Regions from separate parts of the Homo sapiens genome. Here region 2 is linked to region 1. The links are chromatin contacts, found by Hi-C or POLR2A ChIA-PET in ENCODE. All regions are on one chromosome and are shown on one strand. The core of a region is the stretch at or near the end of the contact, and the rest is flanking DNA. Distances in the headings are between cores, read along the strand shown.

Evidence for each region. Hi-C counts contacts between places; a loop is a spot of excess contacts on that map. ChIA-PET counts read pairs that join two places held with the same protein, here RNA polymerase II (POLR2A). Pooled maps may share reads with other maps.
Region 2: a loop to region 1 is called in a map with no recorded cell type, with 5 times the contacts of the local background. The contact joins two enhancer-like sites. A Hi-C loop is called at or near these places in 2 of 168 maps with a recorded cell type or tissue (GM12878 and naive thymus-derived CD4-positive, alpha-beta T cell), 12 of 37 single-sample maps with no recorded cell type and 10 of 50 pooled maps. POLR2A ChIA-PET finds 5 or more read pairs at or near these places in 4 of 52 experiments (A673, GM12878, OCI-LY7 and 1 more).

The regions. Positions count from the first base shown.
Region 1 is chr10:62,523,982-62,529,613 of GRCh38, reverse strand. No RefSeq gene overlaps it. Among named protein-coding and RNA genes, the nearest start is that of ZNF365, 150 kb to the right of the region's middle. RefSeq lists an enhancer at 2,064-2,283. Within about 2 kb of position 2,158, at least 5 of the 41 ENCODE cell types and tissues checked have a DNase peak (open chromatin) inside an H3K27ac peak, as active enhancers do.
Region 2 is chr10:62,563,214-62,569,450 of GRCh38, reverse strand. No RefSeq gene overlaps it. Among named protein-coding and RNA genes, the nearest start is that of ZNF365, 190 kb to the right of the region's middle. Within about 2 kb of position 4,835, at least 18 of the 41 ENCODE cell types and tissues checked have a DNase peak (open chromatin) inside an H3K27ac peak, as active enhancers do.

The DNA of each region.
Region 1 (5,632 bases), core at 909-3,408:
TGGCAAAAGTCTCAGGCTGCTTCCACTTAGAGCAGAAGGCAAAGTGAATGATGTGTGCAAAGATCACATGGCGAGAGCAGAAGCAAGAGGTAGGGATGTCAGGCTCTTTTAAACCACCAGCTCTCCTGAAAATTATTAGACTGAGAAGTCACTCACCCGTCTACACAGGGAAGACATTAATCTATTCATGAGGGATCTGCCCCCATGACTCAAATGCCTCCTATCAGGCCCTACTTCCAACACTGGAAATCAAATTTCAACATAAGGTTTGGAGGGGTCAAATATCCAAACCATAGCAGGCTGCCTTCATGTCTAGGCTAGGTAATACTGGAGGGAAAACACGGTAAATTCACAAATGATTTGACCAGACTTTGAATTCAAGTCTTATTCCTCAACCTGGATGCTACCATTTATTTTTCAGAGACTTCACATAGTAGCTGGTCCTTGCATTCAGTCCAGAATTTATAACTGCCTTCAGTAGGAGAGATGGGGTGGAGTGTGCTTACTCCATCTTCCTTGGAACCAGAACTCTTAAGTATGCTTTTAAAATTATTTTCAAAAGTGCCACTATTTTCATCTCATCTAGATTAAATTCAAGACCCAAGTGATAATTTCATTGGCCATCATTAGTTCTGTTACAGGCTATAGATGAAAACAGTCTTGGAGTCAATTCTTTTACATGTGACATTATCTTGAGTAAATTACCTATTGAGACTCTGTGTGTCAGTACTCTTACCTTCACGATAGGGACACAGGTCAGAGATAGCAATTAGTAATTAGTTAGAAATACATTGCAGTAGTCTAGGAAAGAAGTAATAGTGGCTCAGATCAGAGTAGTCATCATAGTAACACAGAGAGCCTCTTTGGCTTTTTTCATCTCACATTCATAGTCTATCCACCTTGATTTTCAAGATAAACAAGAGGATGTGGTCAAACAAAAAAGAGTCACTGTTTCAGTTCTTTTTTTTTTTTTTTCTGCCTCAAACAGAACCTTGATCTTTGTTAAAGTTCAGTATGAGGAACTGGTTTTGAATATTCGAGAGAAGAGAAAGTTTAGGAGTGAGGCTAGAGTAGGGCTGGAAACAGCATAGTTGTCTTCAAATAGCTAAAGGACTGTTTAATAGAAGAAACACTAAATGTATTATAAGCAAGCAGACACAAATAGAACTAAAGGAAAGACATTACAAGGAATCAGTTTAGCTTAATGGCAGGAAGAACTTGGTAATGGTTAAAGCTGTCTGTCTTAGTCTGTTTTCTGTTGCTTATAACAAAATACCTGAAACCGGGTAATTTATAAAGAAAAGGCATTTATTTGAACAGCAGGAAAATGGTGGATAGAAGGCAGGACTAACTTCCAGCTCCCACTCAGATGGACAGAGCAGCTTGTGGAGATGCACATTGTAAACTTTTACTCCAAGAACTACTGCAGGAACATACCCGGAAAGCCTAGAGAATCCACAGACCCTTTGAAGGAAGCAGATTGCTCCTGCAGGCCCCAGAAGATGGTTGAAAAAATGTGAGTGCCCAAAGTGTGAAAGGGGGATTGTCTGCCCTTGAACACACACCTTCACGGGGGAAACTGAAGGTCCAGATAATGGGAGAAGGATTTGATCTTACCTAGAGTTGAGACAAATTTAGAGAGCTAAGCAAAATACAAGGGTAGAAGTAGTGGGAAGAGCCCTGTGGGCTCTCTCGGTCCCCAGGGAAGCCATTTCTGACTTAGTCTCACAGAGATCCTTGGGAAGGGCTGCCAGAGGAACTGGGAAAAGACCACAGGGAGAAAGAAACTTCCAGCTGAACTTTGTAACAATTTCAACTGAACACAAATTTCCTCGATAGAAACTGGGGGAGGAGGTGAATCGGGAGTGGATACACAGCACAGAAGCCGCAGCAGGCAGGGAGGCACAAGACCTGAAAGCCCTGCTTGCTTTCTCAGCTAAAAGGCTAGTAGCCTGTGGCAAGTTCTCAGCCCTGCTCACTGGCTGCCTGGAAATAAACTCAGTGCTGTTGGTGGGGGCATGGTGGGAGTGAGACCAGCCTCTTGGGCTGCATGGGAGCTAGGTGAAGCCTGTAACTGCCAGCTTTCCCCGACTTCCCTGGTGACCTGCATGACACATCAGAGGCAGCTACAATCCCCCTGGGAACATAACTTCACTGGCCTGAGAACCACATCCCCATACCCCACAGCAGCTGCAGCAAGCCCCACCCAAGGAGAGCCTGAGCTCAGACAGGCCTAACCCTGCCCCGACCTGATGGTCTTTCTCTACCCACCCTTGTAGCCAAAGACAAAGGACATAATCTCTTCGGAGCTCTAGGGCTCCACCCACTGCCTTGATCCTCCCTATACTATGGCAACTGATGCTCCCCTGAAAGTGCCACCTCCTGGCTGGAGGCCAACAAATACAAAACTAGTGCAATAGACAAAACTACAACTAAGGACCCTCACAGAATCCATTTCACTCCCCTGCCAACTCCACCAAAACAGGTGCTGGTATCCAAGACTGAGACACCTGAAGATGGTAGACATGAAAATGGTTCACATCACAGGACTTTGGTCAGACACTCCCCAGTACCAGCCCAGAACCCAGTAGCTCCACTGAGTGGCTACATCCAGAAGAGAAATAACTGCAGTTTGGCTCTCAGGAAGCCACATCCTTAGGGGAAGGGGAGAGCACTACATCAAGGGAGCACCCCTTGGGACAAAGAATCTGAACAGCAGCTCTTGAGTCCCAGATCTTCCCTCTGACATAGTCTGTCCAAATGAGAAGGAATCAGAAAAACAGTTTTGGTAAAATGACAAAACATGTTTCTTTAACACCTCCAAAAGATCACACTAGCTCACCAGCAATGGATCCAAACCAAGAAGAAGTCTCTGAATTGCCAGAAAAAAAATTCAGAAGGTCGATTATTAAGCAAATTAAGGAGACACCAGAGAAAGATGAAGTCCAACTTAATGAAACCAAAACAATGATACAGGAAATGAAGGTGATATGGTTTGGCTGTGTCCCCACCCAAATCTCATCTTGAATTGTAGCTCCCATAATCCCTATGTGTCATGGGAGGGACACAGTGGGAGGTAATTGAATCATGGGAGCAGAGTTTTTCCCATGCTGTTCTCATGATAGTGAATAAGTCTCATGAGATCTGATGGTCTTATTAAGGGCAATTCCCCTGCACATGCTTTCTTGCAGCCATGTAAGATGTGCCTTTGCTCTTCCTTTGCCTTCTGCCATGATTGTGAGGCCTCCCCAGCCATGTGGAACTGTGAGTCCATAAAACCTCTTTTTCTTTATAAATTACCAAGTCTTGGGTATTTCTTCGTAGCAGTATGAAAATGGACTAATACAGAAGGGAAAAATCTTCGGTGAAATAGCATAAATAGAAAACAATCACAATTTTTGGAAATGAAGGACATACTTAGAGAAATGCAAAATACACTGGGAAGTCTCAGCAACAGAATCGAACAAGCAGAAGAAAGAACTTCAGAGCTCAAAAACAGGTTTTCAAATTAACCCAATCCAACAAAGACAAAGAAAATAGAATTTTTTAAAAAATGAACAAAGCCTCCAAGAAGTTTGGGACTATGTAACTAAACCTAAAAATAATTTGTGTTCCTTAGAAAGAAGAAATCTAACAAGTTTGGAAAACATATTTGAGGGAAAAATCAAGGCAAACTTTCCTAGCCTTGCCAGAGACCTAGACATCCAAATACAAGAAGCTCAAAAAAACACCTGGGAAATTTATCACAAAAAGATCATTGCCTAGGCACATAGTCATCAGGTTATCTGAAGTCAAGATGAAGGAAATAAATCTTAAGAGCTGTGAGGCAAAAACACCAGGTAACCTATAAAGGAAAACATATGAGATTAACAGCAGATTTCTCAGCAGAAACCCTACAAGCTAGAAGGGATTGGGGCCCTATCTCTAGCCTCCTTAAACAAAACAATTATCAGCTAAGAATTTTGTAACCAGTGAAACTAAGCTTCATAAATGAAGAAAAGATACAGGTTTTTTTTTAGACAAACAAATACTAAGAGAATTCACCACTATAAAGCCTGCACTACAAGAACTGCTAAAAGGAGCTCTAAATCTTGAAACAAATCCTCAAACTACACCAAAATATAACCTCCTTAAAGCATAAATCTCACAGCACCTATAAAGCAAAAACATAATAAATAAATTTTAGAAAACAAGGTATTGAGGCAACAAATAGCACAATGGATAGAATAGTATCTCACATCTCAATATTAACATTGAATGTAAATGGCCTAAATGCTCTACTTAAAAGATACAGAATGGCAGAATGGATAAGAATACACCAACTAAGTATCTGCTGTCTTCAAGAGACTCAAATAACACACAAGGACTCACATAAACTTAAGGTAAAGGGGTAGAACAAGATATTCCATGCAAATGGGCACCAAAAACAAGCAGGGGTAGCTATTCTTTTGTCAGACAAAACAAACTGTAAAGCAACAGCAGTTAAAAAAGACAAAAAGGAGCTGGACACAGTGGCTCATGCCTGTAATCCTAGCACGTTGGGAGGCTGAGGCAGGAGGATCACCTGAGGTCAGGAGTTCAAGACCAGCCTGGCCAACATGGTGAAACCCTGTCTCTGCAAAAATACAAAAATTAGCTGGTATGGTGGCATGCACCTGTAATACCAGCCACTCCGGAGGCTGAGGCAGAAGAAGCACTTGAACCCAGGAGGCAGAGTTTGCAGTGAGCCGAGATCATGCCATTGCACTCCAGCCTGGGTGACAGAGCAAGACTCTATCTCAAAACAAACAAACAAACAAACAAACAAAAAACAGACAAAAAGGGACATTATATAATGATAAAACGATTTGCCCAACAGGAAAATTTCACAGTCCTAAATATATATGTACCTAACACTGGAGCTCCCAGATTTATAAAATAATTACTACTAGACCTAAGAAATGACATAGACACAACACAATAACAGTGGGGGACTTCGATACTCCACTGACATCACTAGATAGGTCATCAAGATGGAGAGTCAACAAAGAAACGATGGGCATAAACTATACCCTAGAACAAATGGACTTAGCAGATATTTACAGAACATTCTAACCAACAACTGCAGAATATACATTCTATTCATCAGCACATGGAACATTCTCCAAGGTAGACCATATGATAGGCCACAAAACAAGTCTCAATAAATTTAAGAAAATCAAAATTATATCAAGTACTGTCTCAGATGACAGTAGAATAAAACTGGAAATCAACTCCAAAAGGAACCCTCAAAACCATGAAAATACGTGGAAATTAAATAACATGCTCCTGAATTACTGTTAACAATGAAGTCAAGAAGAACATTAAAAACTTTTTTTTAACTGAATGATAATAGTGACACAACCTATCAAAACCACTCAGATACAGCAAAGGTGGTGCTAAGAGGAAAGTTCATAGTCTTGAATGCCTACATTGAAAAGTCTGAAACAGCACAATTAGACAATCTAAGGATACACTTCAAGGAACTAGAGAAACAAGAATAAACCAAACCCAAACCCAGTGGAACAAAAGAAATAACCAAGATCTTTGCAAAACTAAACGAAATTGAATCAAACAAACAAACAAAAAAAGATAAATGAAACAAAAAGCTGGT
Region 2 (6,237 bases), core at 3,586-6,085, 37 kb before region 1:
GGTCCCACCGTTTTCTGTTCTCTTCCACTTTTCAGGCATTAATTGAAATGGTTCTAGTGTCCTTTCCATTCTCTTTGCTCTTATGAGTTGTTCTTTTATTATTATTTTATTGGACTTTTAGAAGGGAAAATGCTTGGGTCAGTCAGCCATCTTAAACTAGTACTTCATCATTTAATTCATATTTTTAAATTCACTTTTGGTTTTTTGGTAGTATTATCTTCCCAGAGGCTGGGGTCCTCCTCTTGCTGTGAGAGACACTCTAAGTCCTGATGAATGGATAAATCTAGTTTTACTTATTTGGATTTAGACAACTGTGTTCTTTAAAATGCAAAGATGTCACTACCAGCGCTTAAGTGTTTCAGATGTTACTTGCCAGCATTTAAAGAATAAATATTCCTATTCTCCCTTTTAGAGCACTCTAGGAAGAGTATCACAGCTTTTGGAGGCAGGAAGAAAATTGCCATAATCAGGCTTTGGTCTACATCCAAGGTTCATACTTTTTTGTTGTTGTTGTTTGCTTGTTGTTTGTTTTTGAGGCCGGATCTCTCTTTGTCATACAGGCTGGAATGCAGTGGCACAATCATGGTTCACTGCAGCCTCAACTTCCCCAGGCTCAGGTGATCCTTCCACCTCAGCCTCCCAAGAATCTGGGACTATAGGCATGTGCCACCACACCTGGCTAATTTTTCTATTTTTAGTAGAGATGGGTTTTCACCATGTTGGCCAGGCTAGTCTCAAACTCCTGACCTCTAGTGATCCGCCTTGGCCTCCCAAAATGCTGGGATTACAGATGCGAGCCACAGCACTCGGTGTGGTTTATAAATTCAATGTGCATCAGAATCACCTGGAGAGTTTGTTAAACTATGGACTCCGGGGCCCAATTCTAGAGTTTCTGATTCAGTAGGTCTGGAGTGGGGCCTGAGAATTTTTATTTCTAGCAAGTTCCCACATGATGTCGATAATGCTGGTCCAGGGACGACACTTTGAGAGCCACAGGTCTACATGAAATACAACATTTAGGCATTGAATTATATGTGTTGGCTACCTACTCTGTATTAAGTATTTTTATAGACACCAAGGACATGGTGATAAGCGAAAGAGATGAAGTCCTTGCCTGTGAAGACCTTTTCTGACAGAATTTTCTAGTTGTTAACTAGAGGTTTTGGTTAGAAGTCTGCTAGCACAGAAGTTCTCTTCACAGTGCTATAGCACACTGCATTCATTCCTTCCTTGTTCCCTATCCTGGTATTCTTGCCCAGAATTCCCCTCCTCTCCTTCCCCTTCCCATTCTCCCCAGCCAATCCAAGTCTTGTCTATACCTCAACTCAATCTCTCTCTTTCTCTTTCCCACCCAGCCCTCAATCATAGCTTCTTCCCCTACGTCTACCATAGAAGCCGAGCTCTTAACATACCCTTTATTCTACTGTTTTCTGCGTTTTTATCTGCTTCATTTGTGCCCTCACTGTTGGGATATCTATAAGGCAATGGGCCACATATTATATTTCTTTATAGCTCCAACACTCAGTTCCTCAAACAGCATGAGAAATACTCCAAGAGCTAAACCCTTGGCATCTAAGCTCCCTCTTGGAGGAGGTGGGGTAGGATTAAAGTCACTGCCACCAACAACAACCAGTCAGACCACACCGACAGACTGTGTTTGTAGTGACTGGGGTGGAGTAAAGGGATTGGAAACCAGCGGGAAAGATCCGTATTTGTTTTAGGATTTTACTAATGGGGAAAGAGTCAAGAGTGGTTAATTTCCCCTTCAGGACAGAGTTCATCTTCTAAATGGGGTTTGTTCCTAAAATGTAGTCAAAATAAGCTGCAGAATAAGTTATAGAATCTAACAGCCATTGGTATTTTCCTGACTGGTATTTCTTAATTTTACTGAAAATTAGTTCTGAGTTGGTTATAATTAAATTTGTGGGTCTCAGCTCACATTTTTATCGTAATTGGATTAACTGGAAATTAACTGTCACAAACCAGTCCAAATATACTAAGATAATAATGAAACCCTATTAATCCTGAAATGGATTGCTACTTAGAAATGTAAGAAAATTACGTTGTAGCTGGAAGAATCTTGAGATCCTCCAAAAATAACAGAATCAAGTAGTAGTTAAGTGTGTGGGCTCTGAACCTAGTTTAACCCAGTTTGAATCTCTACTCTGCCACCTACTAGCTGTGTGATCTTGGGAAAGTTTCTTAGTCTCTGTGAGCCTCAGTTTTCTGCTCTGTACAGAGTAAAGCATAAAAAGTACCATGTACTAAAATAACTAATGGAAGAAATAAATGGTGGCATAATAAAATAATGTACATGAAGCTCCACATACAAGTCCTTGCACATAGTAATAGCTCAATAAATTGTAGTTATGATATGGTCCAGCCCTATCATTTTACAGATGCAGAAACTGAGGCTCAGAGTAATTGCAGTAATTTAGGGACAGAGTTAAGACAAGAACTTAGGACTTCCGAATTCCAGCCCAACACTCTATTCAGGGTAACTTACCATTTGCCACTTGCCCTATAATTTGGATTTTTCTAGCATATAATTTATGAAAACTTGGATAGTAAACTTTCATGAAAATTGGGTTTCAAGTTGAATATAGTTGGGTTATTGAGTAGGTAACTCACTTATGAAAAGGACTGTTTTTAAGTCTTTAATAGTATTATTTAATAAATCAACTACAAATATTATTTGTGAAGTAGTTACTAGTCATTCTTAACTGTTTAATTGAAAGATCCTATTCTCAGCAACACTAATTAGAGTGTTGATTACATCAATTTGAGCTGCGGTATACATTTATGCATTGTAAACACTGCATCTTATTGGGTCAAAATTAGAGTCGTCAGGTGCTAAGAGGCCCTCTAGCCATAAAGCCCTATACATACAGGAAATGACTATCCCAAGGTGTCCCTAATAGGGCCAGTCATCTCTTAGGGAGTAATGTCAGTGAGACCAAAATTATTACACCCAACACAGCCAGGTCTATGTTTTAACTCTTGTGATCGTAAAAATGTGCTTTGAGCTCTCAGATAATCTTAAATCCAGCATATACATAGTGCCTAATATATTCCAGAAGTTATGGCCATCATTGGTCAACCTACCAGTTCCTCACACTTTTCAGTAATAGATCCTGGAGATGTTGTACCTTTGTTTACTTTGCAGTAGAAGCACAGTCAGATTCCAGGTAGTTTACCTGGTCCAGATGGGAGCCAGTTGCCTTGGACCCAATAGGTACTTGTGCTATAGTTTGAGTTGCAAAAGTGAAAGATGTTTAGTAATTCACTGATGTCAGGAGTGTTGATAAAAGCGATTGAAATTTCACTGTAGGAGATGATTGTACAGGGAGTATGCTCAACAGGAAACTTCGTTGCAATAGAAGAGAAACAGAGAGCTGGAAGAATTTTTTTCATGACCATGTGACTCCAGATTAAAAATGGATTAGGATAAGTTAGGTTACAAGAGACAGCAACCTTCTTGAGAAGAAAGGGGAATTGTGTGGGCTTATAAACCCACAGGAAAATGGGATGGGGTGCTGAAATCAGGCACTGGAGGGCTACTGACTTTCTCTAGAATTCATTCGCACACCAGCTTTCCCACAAGGCTGGATCCCTGTCAGCTACCAGCCATAGGTTCATAGCCTTTACAGCCTTGGGAACAGAGAAAAGAGACCCTCTTTCCCATGCTGCAGTTGAATAACCTGGGGAAAGACTCTAAAAGGCCTGATTTGAGTCACACATTCAACCATAGATGATTGTCATGGCCAAGGATGTGAGTTGCACTAGAAATGCCCAAAAGAAAGGGAGTACCATTATGAGCACGGAAAATTGTCCACCATAGCTAGCATTTTATAGAATGCTTTCTTTATGCTGGGCACATGTATGCTCACATTTACTTCTAAAATAAGAACCATGATCACAGGAGGTGTCTGTAGGGTCACATTAGATTGTTCTGAGGGGCAAGAGGGAGGCTGCCTGGACGAAGGGGAGCCCTAAGTCACCAATGAGAATTAAAAGCTGGACCCCACACTAGGGTACCTCCTCCTTTCATCCGAATAAACAAGAACAAAAGTGGACCCCAAAGGCAATCCCCTTCACTCACCCCATCTATCCCCAAATGCCTTTCCCAATTGATATGGGTTCAGGATTCAAGGGGTCTGAAGCTTGTATAAGTTGGGGATCCCTTTTTAAGTAAAAGAATATTAAAACATTTTACTTTTGCAAATTTTACAACATATAACCATGTAAACACAATGTTAGTGCCCCTTAGCTGTGTCTATCTAAGAGGGGAGTCTTGAAATATAAACCTCACTAGTTTCATGATAAATCTGCCTCTGGTAAGAACCTCATGGTTCTTGTCCATTTAAATGGACATGTGTGGTTTCAAATACCAAATTTTCTTCTAGAACACTACCAAGAGGACCCTTCCCCACTGGCACTTGTCTTTCAAGAACTTCCATAATTCAGGTTCTTAACTAATTTAGATTGTCCTTCTACCTCAATTAACTCAAATCCTGAAAATGTATCATTTTTTATAATTATTTAATTTTGACTCCCAGTCATCCTTCAGGTGAATTTTTTTTCTTTAACAAAATATGGCCTCTGGCTAGAGAGAAATGGGCTTGAGAACAATGCTTATTCCAAGGCAAACCCTTTGGCCTCAGTGTCATGGGCTTGAACCTGATGTTCCCAGTCACGGCATTGCTGAAACTGATAGTCTAGTCATGTAGGGGATTTTCCTGACTCCGTGTCTGTCTCCCCATGGCTGTTTATTTGTACTGCTGTCTGCTTGAGTTTGGGACACTGACCTTATGAGCTGCTTCCCCAGCCCAAGCCTGTAGCCAGAGAACTAGGAGTTTCCCTCTGGCACTGCTTATGGCCAATTGGAAAGATCTGGCAATCAATTCACTGTGGAACTGGCTTGGGGTAGGGAGAGGGGGAGGGGACTTTAGAGTGGAAAGCAGAAAGGAGAGAGAACAACGAGAGAGAGAGAGAGAGAGAGAGAGAGAGAGAGAGAGAGAGAGAGAGAGAGAGACAGAGACAGAAAAGAGAGGCTTTTAAAATCAATGCCAAGCCAGCTGTGGCTCTGGACAGCTGAGTCATAGAGGATTAGGCAGTTCAGTTGGAAAGCAGACTGTGCATACTAACTCTCGGTTTCCAGCTGGAGCGGGGGATAGTAAAATTTTAAAAATTAAACAAAAGAAAGCCACAATTTAATCTCAGATAGCACTTCATTCTGAGACTCCCCGTGGTCAGAGGTGAAGGACAAGAAGCTAGTCTCATTTTTCTACAAACGAGACTCAGTCCTCATGTGGTTAAGGCAAGAATCTCTTAGAGAAACCTGAACATTGCCGTTTCGTTTTTTGAATACATAAATTACAGTAATTGCTAGAAGATGCTGGCTGCTGGCTTCTTATTGGAGTTAAAGGTTGTCTTCAAATGTCGGCCACTGAGTCACAAGTTCATAATCAGCTGTGCTGTGGCCGGATTTGGCAGTTCCGCTAGGCACAGGAAGGACATTATTACAGAAATAATTGGAGGGATGGTTGTATGTCTAAAATTTAGCCAAAATGAAAATACAAATTATTTCCAAATGATGTTAAGGGAGATTTGAAAGGAATCTAAGAAGCATAGATATGGGCAGAGTGAAGCACCACTATCCTGGGCAGGGAATTCACTCCAGGTAGAATAAGGTGTGCCCCCTCACAGTGGAGTCTACTCCTTATAGTCATCACTGGTTCACTGAAATTGTGAAACAAGGACAATCTGCATGGAATCTATCAACCAGCTTCTCTCACCTGTCAATTCTGCTGCTAGCAAGAAGGCTTGTATCCATCCTGCCTGCCCAAAGCTCTAAATAACCCACAGGCCTACTCTTTCTGCTTCCAAGCACAGAGTATGGGAGCATTTCAGAAAAAGTCACAGGGCCATGCTGACAGAATTTTTTACAAATCTATGCTGGTAAGATTTAGCTAGGCCCAAGGCTGGGCTGGCCAATGATCTTTTTATCCATCTCTTCTTAATGCTGGTCTTATTCCCACCAAGGGATTTCTCCCCTTGTAGCCATAGAGGAGACAGATGAAAGGAGTGTGTGTGTGTGTGTGTGTGTGTGTGTGTGTGTGCGCATAATAAGGAGATAAGCACCACTGCCTCCTCTCTGCTGGTGATCTGGGCACCCCTTGGCCTGAGGCCTCTGCTGCCATCTTTTTCTCTTCTCTCTGACTCCGGATCTTGTTT